2 separate regions of the Homo sapiens genome follow, and region 1 is linked to region 2. The links are chromatin loops, found by intact Hi-C in ENCODE. Cell type or tissue: MCF 10A. All regions are shown on one strand. Links, peaks and the distances in the headings refer to the core of each region. The heading gives the core; the rest is flanking DNA. Region 1 overlaps LOC107986066 (a long non-coding RNA gene). Region 2 has its middle 67 kb from the start of EFHB.

The links. A loop is a pair of places that touch in the nucleus more often than their neighbours do. Peaks named below come from ENCODE experiments on the same cell type or tissue, not always from the same donor. Only the 100,000 strongest peaks of a DNase experiment are listed, where the experiment ranks them.
Region 1: it touches region 2 in a loop (11-fold over the local background); 24 of 110 quality-filtered maps call a loop at or near these places.

What each region holds. Positions count from the first base shown.
Region 1 is chr3:19,043,464-19,048,856 of GRCh38, forward strand. All of the region lies in intron 1 of LOC107986066 (a long non-coding RNA gene), which reads left to right. Among named protein-coding and RNA genes, the nearest start is that of KCNH8, 100 kb to the right of the region's middle. In MCF 10A, for the core only: a CTCF peak has its summit at 3,176 (motif pointing right); no DNase peak of the experiment used is centred there.
Region 2 is chr3:19,864,453-19,869,845 of GRCh38, forward strand. No RefSeq gene overlaps it. Among named protein-coding and RNA genes, the nearest start is that of EFHB, 67 kb to the right of the region's middle. RefSeq lists an enhancer at 69-1,268. In MCF 10A, for the core only: a CTCF peak has its summit at 2,483 (motif pointing left); a DNase peak (open chromatin) is centred at 2,469.

The DNA of each region.
Region 1 (5,393 bases), core at 66-5,065, 820 kb before region 2:
GGAGCCTGTTGTGTTTATAAATGAGGATTCGCAGACAGTCAATTCTCAAAATGATTCTACGAGTTTAATTGATGATATGAATCAGATGAACTTAAGAATATTTTCTCAGCAATCTAAAGCTGCATTTTTATAACAAGTTGCAAAATAAAACTATTTAAGATATTTTTGAAATCATCTCTATGCTGATTAGAAGGCCTGACCAAAATGAAGTGTTTCTTCTAGAACTCAAAAGGTGGATTCTCTCAAAGAAATGTTTAATCTATTTGGGGATTTGTTGGTTATCCCTTTTAACCAGTATTCTTCCATTGTAGTTGATTTCTACTCCCAGAAAACATTTGACAATGTGTGAAAAAAATTTTATTATTCACAACTTAGTGATTGCTACTGAGATCCAAGACAGCTCCCTGTAATAAAGAATCACCTGGCTCAAAATGACAATAGCAACAAGGTGGAGAAGCCCTGATTTACACCAACAAAAGGACCTAAGAGAGTCTTATAAAAGGCAGTGAATAAAATAAAAAGATAATGTCTCGAAATAAAAAATAATCTGTTCAAAGTCAAAATAGTAATGCAATGTTTTACAAAACGATAATTTATTTTGCAATTTAGAGAGCAAACTGGACATAGGGAGACAGAAGAAAGGGAATGAGGATACATTCCTCCAGCTGCCCTTATTGGCCAAAACTTTAACTCATGTCAAATAATCAGACACTAACTGTAGTAAAGGATAATTATGATTTATCATTTTTATATTTATTTATTGACTCTGTAAGCATATGAGTTATTATGAGAAATAGATTAAGTGGGTTGACAGCATCAGGCAAGTACACATGTAAAAGGATAGTAAAGTGGAATTTTGGCAGATGCTTTAATACAATGGTTATCAAACATTACCATGCATCAGAATTAACTGAAGGATGTTAAAAACACAGACTAATGGCGGCCTCATCTCTATAATTTCTGACCCAGTAGTTCTGGGGTGGGTTTTAAGAATTTGCAGCACTTTTAATAAGTTATTCAGTGGTGGTGATAGTGCTGGTCTGTGGCCACTTTGAGAACCACTTCTCTAATTCAGTAGATACTGCATCCTAAATGAAGTGCAGTACAACTATGATGCAAATTTCACTTGCAATAATAATATAAACAGTTATATATTAGGAGACGAGGAAAGTGGAAGTTATTTTAGAGAGAACTCTAAAATGTGCGCTGTGGAGTCCTATCCCCTCACAAGTGGTTGAGGTGGGGCTGGAGAGTGCAGGCAGCTTCCATTAAGACTAGGGAAAGACGCTTCAATGCAACCACTTGGAGGGATATGTTTCTCATAGTTTGCAGCATAGAGGGGAACTCTGTCTCTCACTTAAGAAATCCAAAGAACAAGAGAGACTGGTTGACTAGCTGATCAATGGCAGGGAAAAATGTTAAGTTTCTAGTATGGTGGAATTAACCTGCATAGTTGGAATTTGTCAGGGAAAAAGATGAAAGAGTGTTTCTCACCTGGAGATCGTGCATGGCCTGTGTGCAAGGGACACAGTGTTGGGGCAATCTCTTTTTTTTTTTTTTTTAGATGGAGTCTTGCTCTGTCACCAGGCTGGAGTACAGTAGCACAATCTAGGCTCACTGCAACCTCTGCCTCCTGGGTTCAAGCTATTCCTCTGCCTCAGCCTCCCAAGTAGCTGGGACTACAGGCACAAGCCACCATGCCTGGCTAATTTTTTTGTATTTTAGTAGAGACAGGTTTTCACCATGTTGGCCAGGAAGGTCTCGATCTCCTGACCTTGTGATCCACCTACCTCGGTCTCCCAAAGTGCTGGGATTACAGGTGTGAGCCACTGCACTTGGCCGGGGTAATCTTAAATTTTGTCCAAAAGGGAAGACTACAGGGAGTTAAGGGACCTTAATAGAAAAGGCTGGAAATATTGCTGGATTGGTAGGGGCTGGGAGGAAGTAAGAATATCAGCCATAATAGAGATGCCTTTGCAGTAGAGTCAACAATAGTAGCTAGTGTTTGGATAGATATTTAATCATAACCTCATTTATATTTATGCCATGCCAAAGAAGAAACATTCTATCAAAGCTGCCCATTTAGAGATTGTATTAGTCAGGGTTCTCTAGAGGGAAGAGTCACTAGAGTCTCAAAACTGAAGAACCTGGAGTCTGATTTTCTAGGGCAGGACTCATCCACCACAGGAGAAAGATGTAGGTAGGCTGGAAGACTAGGCCAGTCTCGCCTTTCACGTTTTTCTTCCTGCTTTATATTCGCTGGCAGCTGATTTGATTATGCCCACCAGATTAAGGGTGGGTCTGCCTTCCCCAGCCCACTGACTCAAATGTTTCCTTTGGCAACACCCTCACAGACACACCCAGGATTAATACTTTGTATCCTTCAATCCAATCAAGGTGATACTCAGTATTAACCATCACAGAGATATTTATGCCTTCTGGCAAATTTCTTCTTATGTTAGAATACAAATTAGAAGGTATAGACCAATGTTCAGTTTCAAATTCATTATAAAGTGACGGTGGTACCATTATAATCCATTACATGCATTGAGTTCTTGTTTCCCACTTGTTGAGACATGGATTGCTCATATATGTGACTGATCAATAAATCCTCCACAGATGAAAATATATCCTGGAGAAGCACAAAAGACAACTTCTTGTGGGATACCTTTCGCATTAGGGGTCATCAGTAAGAAAGCACTAGTAGTATTTATTTAAAGCTCTACTACTGAACTATTGCATGGCTGGAAACTACTAATAATTAGAGAATTAGGGTTACAGACTTGACTACAAACTGTTGAATTATGTTTTCTTTTGGTTTTCTGCCAATTTTAGTGTCTAAAATAACATTTGTCCTTTCAATGTTCCCAGAAGATTGAAGATGATAGGGACAATGTTAATGCCATTGTGATTGTAATACTTTATGTAACTGTTTTATAATATGTATAGTAAAGTGAGTGCCTCTATCATCAGAGACTTATCTGAGAATATCCTATAAAGAAAACATATTTACTCATGATATTTTAGTTACTGGTATAACACCAGCCTTCCTATATAGCAAATCTTCTATTGAACCAAATAACATACAGATAATTACAAGAACATTTTGATAATCCATGGAGGGTGGAAATTGAATGAAATCCATCTTTAAGTGTTCAAATAATCCAGTAGGTGGCAGAAATGTAACACTTGAGGTTTTTATTATTTTACTAGGATTAAGAGTTTTCAATCCAATCAGTGGTTATAGACCATTTTAGAAATTCTTAGTTTCTATACCAATATTTTTTGTATCATTTTGACTACTCCATCATAGTCGCAGGGTGCAGAGCTCCTAATAATAGAAACTTTAAAGACTCAGGAAAGAACAGGCAACCATCAGGGCCCTCTATGAGTCCACAGTCAATTTTGAATATACTTTCTTCTAAATATCAATTTTCATTCTCTAATTCTGGTGCACAGCACTGTTTATTAAATAGGTTATCTTAGGTAATTTGACTTGGATCAATCCTGTGGAGTTTATTCAAATTGCATATTTTAACAGTTTCAGTACTAGCTGGTTTAGCATGAAAATCTGCCAAAGTGTTTATTTGGTACTCAATTAATTCTTGTCCTTCTTGATGTTAGGTTAGCAGTTTCATGAACCAATCGGCTTCTTCATTAGAGTTATGGCAATTATCATCCAGTTTAATAGTATGATCTTAAAGTTATCAGAAATGTATACTTATCAAAGTCTGTCCCATGAATTTCCTTAAAGACACTTTACATTTATAGTTGCTTCAATAGTGCTCAAGAAAGTACCAGAGTAAAATTATTAACTGTAGTAGAAGACAATACTTAAAGTGGCCATGCAAAATATCTGATGAGAAATTATTATAAAGCAATTTTCAGGGAAATTACATTTTTTCTGTGATATACAATATTGTAGGATACTAACTAGAATTATGACTGACAGCATTATTGTAGGACCATCAGATTTATAGGAGTTTTGCACAATTTCTGGAACACATATTAATAACATTTCCATAGCATGGTTTGAAAAAGGTTCAGCATCACATTATTTGACCATACTTCCCATGCAATTTAACATATCATATAAGACAATTAGTTTAACACATTTCCTTTTATAAGACAAAAATTCTTGGGAGAGGTGGGGATGGTTAATGGGTACAAAAAAGAGTGAAAGAATGAATAAGACTTATTATGATAGCCGAATAGGGTGACTATAGTCAAAAAATAACTTAATTGTATATTTTGAAATAACCTAAAGAATGTACTTGGGTTGTTTGCAACTCAAACAAGAAATGCTGAGAGGATAGATAACTCATTCTCCATAATGTACTTATTTCACATTAAATTCCTGTATCAAAATATCTCATGTATGACATAAGTATATACATCTATTTTGTACACACAAAAATTTAAACAATAAAAAAAAATTTTTTTAATTCTTTTGAGATATTCCAGGGGTCCATCTGAAAACTCCCGAAGTTAGTTTGAGATCAAAAGATCTTAGTTTACAATTTGATTTTGGGAAGTTGTCAAAAATGTTAAAAGATTGGAAACACTTCGTTAAAATAGAATCACAGATCACTGTGAAACAGTATATATTCATTTAACTGTAGAGATTATTAAATGATTTCAATGGCAAATACAGAAAACCACATACTTCTAGGAAAAGCCTTAGCTTTTATTAAAGAGGACTCAGTTTTCTTAAGTAATCGAAAGCCTAATAAAGCCAACGTGAACTACAGGAAATCATCTGGATAAAACACAGATTCTTTGTTTCCCAGTCCAATTACTAAAAAGCTAAAGAAAAACCTTTCACAATTTATTATTAAGCGCAGACCAATACTAAAAGCAAACAAACACAAACAAAAACAAACAAAACTTGTTGTTTTAAGAGATTAAACTAGGCCGGGCACAATGGCTCACGCCTGTAATCCCAGTACTTTGGGAGGCCGAGGTGGGCAGATCACGAGGTCAGGAGATCGAGACCATCCTGGCTAACACGGTGAAACCCCGTCTCTACTAAAAAATAAAAAAATAAAAAATTAACCGGGAGTGGTGGCGGGCGCCTGTGGTCCCAGCTACCGGGGAGGCTGAGGCAGGAGAATGGGGTGAACTCGGGACGTGGAGCTTGCAATGAGCCGAGATCGTGCCACTGCACTCCAGCCTGGGTGACAGTCCAAGACTCCATATCAAAAAAAAAAAAGAGCGATTAAACTAAAATCTAATTTTGCATTAGTATACTTTTGACATTAAAACTACATTTTAAAAACTTACAAATAATTTCCTTTCAAATCTTAGCCAACTTGAGCACACATAAAATTTTATCAAACTTCCTTTTCCACAAACCTATAACTTTCTCATATCTATTCAATTTTTGTCTTTAT
Region 2 (5,393 bases), core at 130-5,129:
AAAACAACAAGAATCACCTTTGCTCCAGTTCCCAACAATTTCCTTATTTCCATCTGAGACCACCTCAGCCTGAACCTTATTGTCCATATTGCTATCAGCATTTTGGGCAAAGCCATTCAACAAGTCTCTAGGAAGTTCCACAGTTTCCCACATTTTCCTATCTTCTTCTGAGCCTGAGCCCTCCAAACTGTTCCAACAACTGCCTGTTACCCACTTCCAAAGTCACTTCCACATTTTTGGGTATCTTTTCAGCAATGCCCCACTCTACTGGTACCAATATCTGTATTAGTCAGGGTTCTCTTAGAGGGACAGAACTAATAGAATAGATAGATAGATAGATAGATAGATAGATAGATAGATAGATAGATAGACAGACAGGAGTTTATTAAGTATTAGCTTACATGATCACAAGGTCCCACAACAAGCTGTCTGCAAGCTGAGGAGCAAGGAGAGCCAGTCCAAGTCCCAAAACTGAAGAACTTGGAGTCAGATGTTCAAGCTCAGGAAACATCCAGCATGGGAGAAAGATGTAGGCTGGGAGGCTAGGCCCGTCTCTCCTTTTCACATTTTTCCTCCTGCTTTACATTTGCTGGCAGCTGATTTGATTGTGCCGACCAGATTAAGGGTGGATCTGCCTTTCCCAGCCCACTGACTCAAATGTTAATCTCTTTTGGCAACACTTTTACAGACACACCCAGGATCAATACTTTGTATCCTTCAATCCAATCAAGTTGACACTCACTATTAACCATCACAAGTGTGAATAATTGTGAGCTTAGTCACATAAATGTCACAAAGCTCAAAGCCTTCTCGCTCAAAGTGAGATCCCAGAGCAGCTGCATCATATCACCTGGAAGCTTTGGAAATGCGTAATCTCAGGCTCCACCCTGGACATACTGAATCGGAATCTGCATTTTAACAAGATCTACAGGTGATTTATATGCACATTAAAATTTAAAACACACTAACTTAGAGGATATCAAATATAAATTTATTCATTCCCTATTGTCCCCAATTCACACTTCCTCCTAGCAAAATTTTTATATCTGTAAATCTTTTTTTAGTTTTTGTTACTCTTTTTCATTAATGGATGTGCTAGTCTATCTGTAAATCTCAGTAATTCAGATAGGTATATTTACTGCAGAAGATGATTAATTTACCGCTGACCAAAAATTCTAATCATGAAAATATTTCTAACAGGGCAAACTACAGGCTGGATCTCTGGACAAAAGAGCATTCTTAGTCTGTCTAAATTACTAGTTAACCACCACCTAACAACTGAGAGACTAGGCATGGGGAGTGCCTTTTTAAAAAGATAAGCGTATGTTAATCACTTCAAGGTATTAATATATATAATTTACTCCAAGAGAATGAAAAAGACTTTCCCTCTGCTCAGGTGAAGGTGTGTTCACCTCTATTTACAGAGTAGAAAATCTGGCAGAGTAATTACAGATGGAATAAGAGCTATAAGCTCCAGATTACTCTCAGGAAACATTTCTTAGTCTAAATGCACTTTTTAATTAGCTCTTCCAATAGCATCATGCTAATTGGCTAATTCGGGAATGATATGAGACCCCATGTGCTTTAAAGAAAATCTGTTTGTTGATATATTTATTTGCAACTGAGACTGTCTTATTGCTGGCAGGACAGATATTATTAAAACAGAATCACCTGCTTATTTTAACCAGGTTTTTTTAATGAACACACATGAATTGGATTATCCCTAGGGTTTCAGGAGGAAGTATTAGCATTCTGAGTGATGGGAAATTGCCACTTAGCTGGGAAATAAATGAGCTTTAAATAGATCCCATTATTTTTTGCGAGGTTATTACTGTAAATGTTTTATAATAGAAGAAATGCCTTTCAAGTCTATCCTCATTGTTGGTTTATGATTGGGGTGTTAACCTCTAACTAGCCCAGCTCTTCACGTCAAGCCATGGTGAGCTTTCATAAGTGGTTACTACATAAAATAAAATTACCCTTTATTGGCCCATATAATATTTCCAACAAGTTCCTTGGTTAACCATGCTGTGAACAAAATGTATTAAGTTTATTTGCCTGAGCTAGGAAACAGTAGTCTTTAAAACTTTTTATAGGTTCAATATATTCTACTATTAACGAGACTATCCTGAACACTATGGAAACATAGTTTAGGTGAGAACATGGTGATATATTTGAATATTTATTTATATCTCATCTGAGTATTTCACATTGTTTTACTTCTTTCTCTAACAGATGACACTTTATGATCCAAGCAAATCTCCTCTCTAGGTTGCTAGTACTATTTAAAATGTGCCTTTTCAGCCTAATTTCTGCCACCAAATAATAATTTTAAAAAAGAAAGTGCATAGATCATCCTGGATTTTGCAAAGCGTTGTGGTAGACTTCTTCCTCCAGCTTAACATTCTCTTTTCAGCTGCTGCTATTCCACACAGTTGGCTAAGGTTCATCGCTAAGTTTGGAAATGCTAGGGTGCCCCCTACCGTTAAAATGGGAAATCACGTTTCTTAGCCACGCCATTCAAAGAACAATATTCTCCCAAAAAGGGTATTTAACCAAAGCACAGATAAGCAATTAGTCACACCGATGGATGGCTGGATGGATGGATGGATGGGAGACAGAGGCAGGTAGTAAATCTACCTGAGGATAAATTTGAAATTTTGAAGTTAGAAGCTACTTGAGTATTCATCTGGTCTAGAGATCTGTGGGAGATAGGGTGACTGAATATCACATGGTCAAAAGTATACACGTATATGCATTTTTCTAAAATAATAGTGTGTATAGCTATCATCATTATTTCAAAGGTATACATAACCTGGGTCACTCTCTCTCCACTACCTTCCCTGTCATCTTTCTTGGTGGTATCAGTGTCCCTGTAGGTGATTCATCTACTTAACATCAGACTTCTCACTTCTTGAACTCCCTTTTTTAATGAACCTGTTCTCCACCTACTTTAGTCACTCAGGCCCATTATCACACCCTAAATTTTATTACCAACATCTCTACCACCTGCAGAATCTCATTTGCAGGCATTCCACTCTGATCACCAACACTTATTTTTCTAGCTTATTTTTTATAGTATTCCTCTACAACTTTTGACCCATAGGAATGGCCCAGTTCATTATCCCTGCCATTTTTTCAGTACCATCTCATTTCTGAACTTCTTCCTGACAGATCTTAGTCTCCATGTCACGTCACTAGAACTATTTCCTTGCATAAATTCAACTTTGTGCCTCCCTCCCACCATTTTATTCCGCAGGTAAAATTCCAGCCCTAGTCAAATATAAATCTCCATTTATTCCAGATCCAAAGTCTAGTAGTTGCATAAGAAAAAAACTGACTGAAGAAAAACACAAAACCAAGTGACCAATCTCATTTTAAATTTATAATTAAAAAATTCAAGAGGGCTTGCAGTCCTACTATGTTTTCTAGTCAAGTCACTGCCTCACTCTCTAAATCAGTTCTCCTTCCTCACCTTTCGTCCAGCCCTCAACACACCCTCCTCCTTTCTTACTCTCAGCTGATAACCCTTTTTTATATATACAACTTGCCATCCTGTTGTCCTCTTATACAACTGACAGCTGTTCCAAAGAAACCTCTCCACTTCTACACTGTATCCCAACCCCTTTCCCAACTCAAGAATTTGCTCCTGTAATTATTTCCTCTTACTCCTTTATTCTCCTCAACTATACAATTCCTATCAACACGAATTGTGCTATAAAATCTCATATGTTTAAAAAGCATCTTTTCTCTGCCCTCTTTAAAAAAAAAAAAACAGTGTCTTACTCTGTTGCCCAGGCTGGAGTGCAGTGGCACACTCTAGGCTCACTGCAAACCTCCGCCTTCCAGGTTCAAGCGATTCTCATGCCTCAGCCCCCCCAGTAAGTGGGACTACAGGTGAGCATCACCACACCTGGCTAATTTTTGTATTTTTAGTACAGATGGGGTTTTGCCATGTTGGCCAGGCTTGTCTCAAACTCCTGGGCTCCAGCAATCCTCCCGCCTCAGCCTCCCAAAGTGCTGGGATTACAGACATGAGCCACCACACCCGGCCCTCTCTGCCCTCTTCATAGCAGAGTTTGTTAAAGAGTTCTCCATCATACACACTACTTACCTCCTAAACTTTTGTGAACCCATTTTCATGAAACTGCGACTCCACTACTGGCATCAAAAGAGCTCCTGTCAAGGTTGCCAGTAACATCCAATTGTCAAACTTCATGGTCAATTCTCAGGCTTCACCTTTACCTCCAAATAGCATTGTCAGTTGATTTCTCCCTCCTTCTTAAAATACCTCTTCACTTGAGTAAGTGCTCCATAAACGTCTGTTGAATTAATGACCCCAAAAATATTAAGAGTGCAGAACCAATCCCAGATTCCAGTGCAAATGAAAGAGCAGGGCTTAACCTTCTCATCTAAGTTTTACATAGGTGATAGATGGCTTAAATTGGGACTTGGCATTGATGGGCCAATCTTTATTCTTCCAATATTCTGTGAGTGATTGCATACTGTTGTCCCTGTTTAGTCTGTATATCTTTTTCATTAGTTCCCCAAAGATTTATGGAGCACTACTCCATGCCAGGTAATGTGTATCTAGAAATTTGTCAATTTGGATTATGTCCTCAGAAAACGTATACTATAAATTAAATAGAAGAGGCAAGTATATAGCTAATTATCAGACAAAATACAAAGTAATTGTTGTCTCACAAAGGCACAGAGAACTAAGCAAGTTCAAAGGAAAGACAGATTCTTTGTAGCCAGAGAATGATTCCGGGAAATTTTGTAACAATAGTAAACTTTGAACTATTCCTTAAAAAAGATGTAGAATGTAGGCATGTAGAAAGTGGGGAAAGGAGGATGGAAGTATTTCCAGGGGAAGATATGAGTATAGTGGATAGCAGTCACAGAAACGTCATATAGTTCAGTTCTTGCTGAAGCAAAGAATAGATGAAAGGGAGTGATATGAAATGAGGTCAAAAAGAAGCATTAGAGGAAAACACTGTAGGGCCTTATGATGCTAGGCTAAGAATGTACATTTTTCTAAAAAATGGGAAAACTGTTGAAAGTTTTAAGGTATAGTAGTGGCAAGATTGTAAAGGCTGGAATAGAATGGACTATAAGTAGAAAAAATCATCAAAGCATAGGTGAAGCACTGTCAAACAAGGAGAATGCCTGTGAATGGAGAGGTAGTGACAGATTACAGATGTTCCAGAAATTGAATAGGTACGGTGGAAGGCAGTTCTCCCAAAAGTGATCTATAAATGTGGCACAATCCCAATAAAAATCCAGGAAAGATTTTTATGCAAATAAATAAGCTGATTCTTTTTTTTTTTTTTTTTTTTTTTTTTTGAGACGGAGTCTTGCTCTGTCGCCCAGGCTGGGGTGCAGTGGCGCGA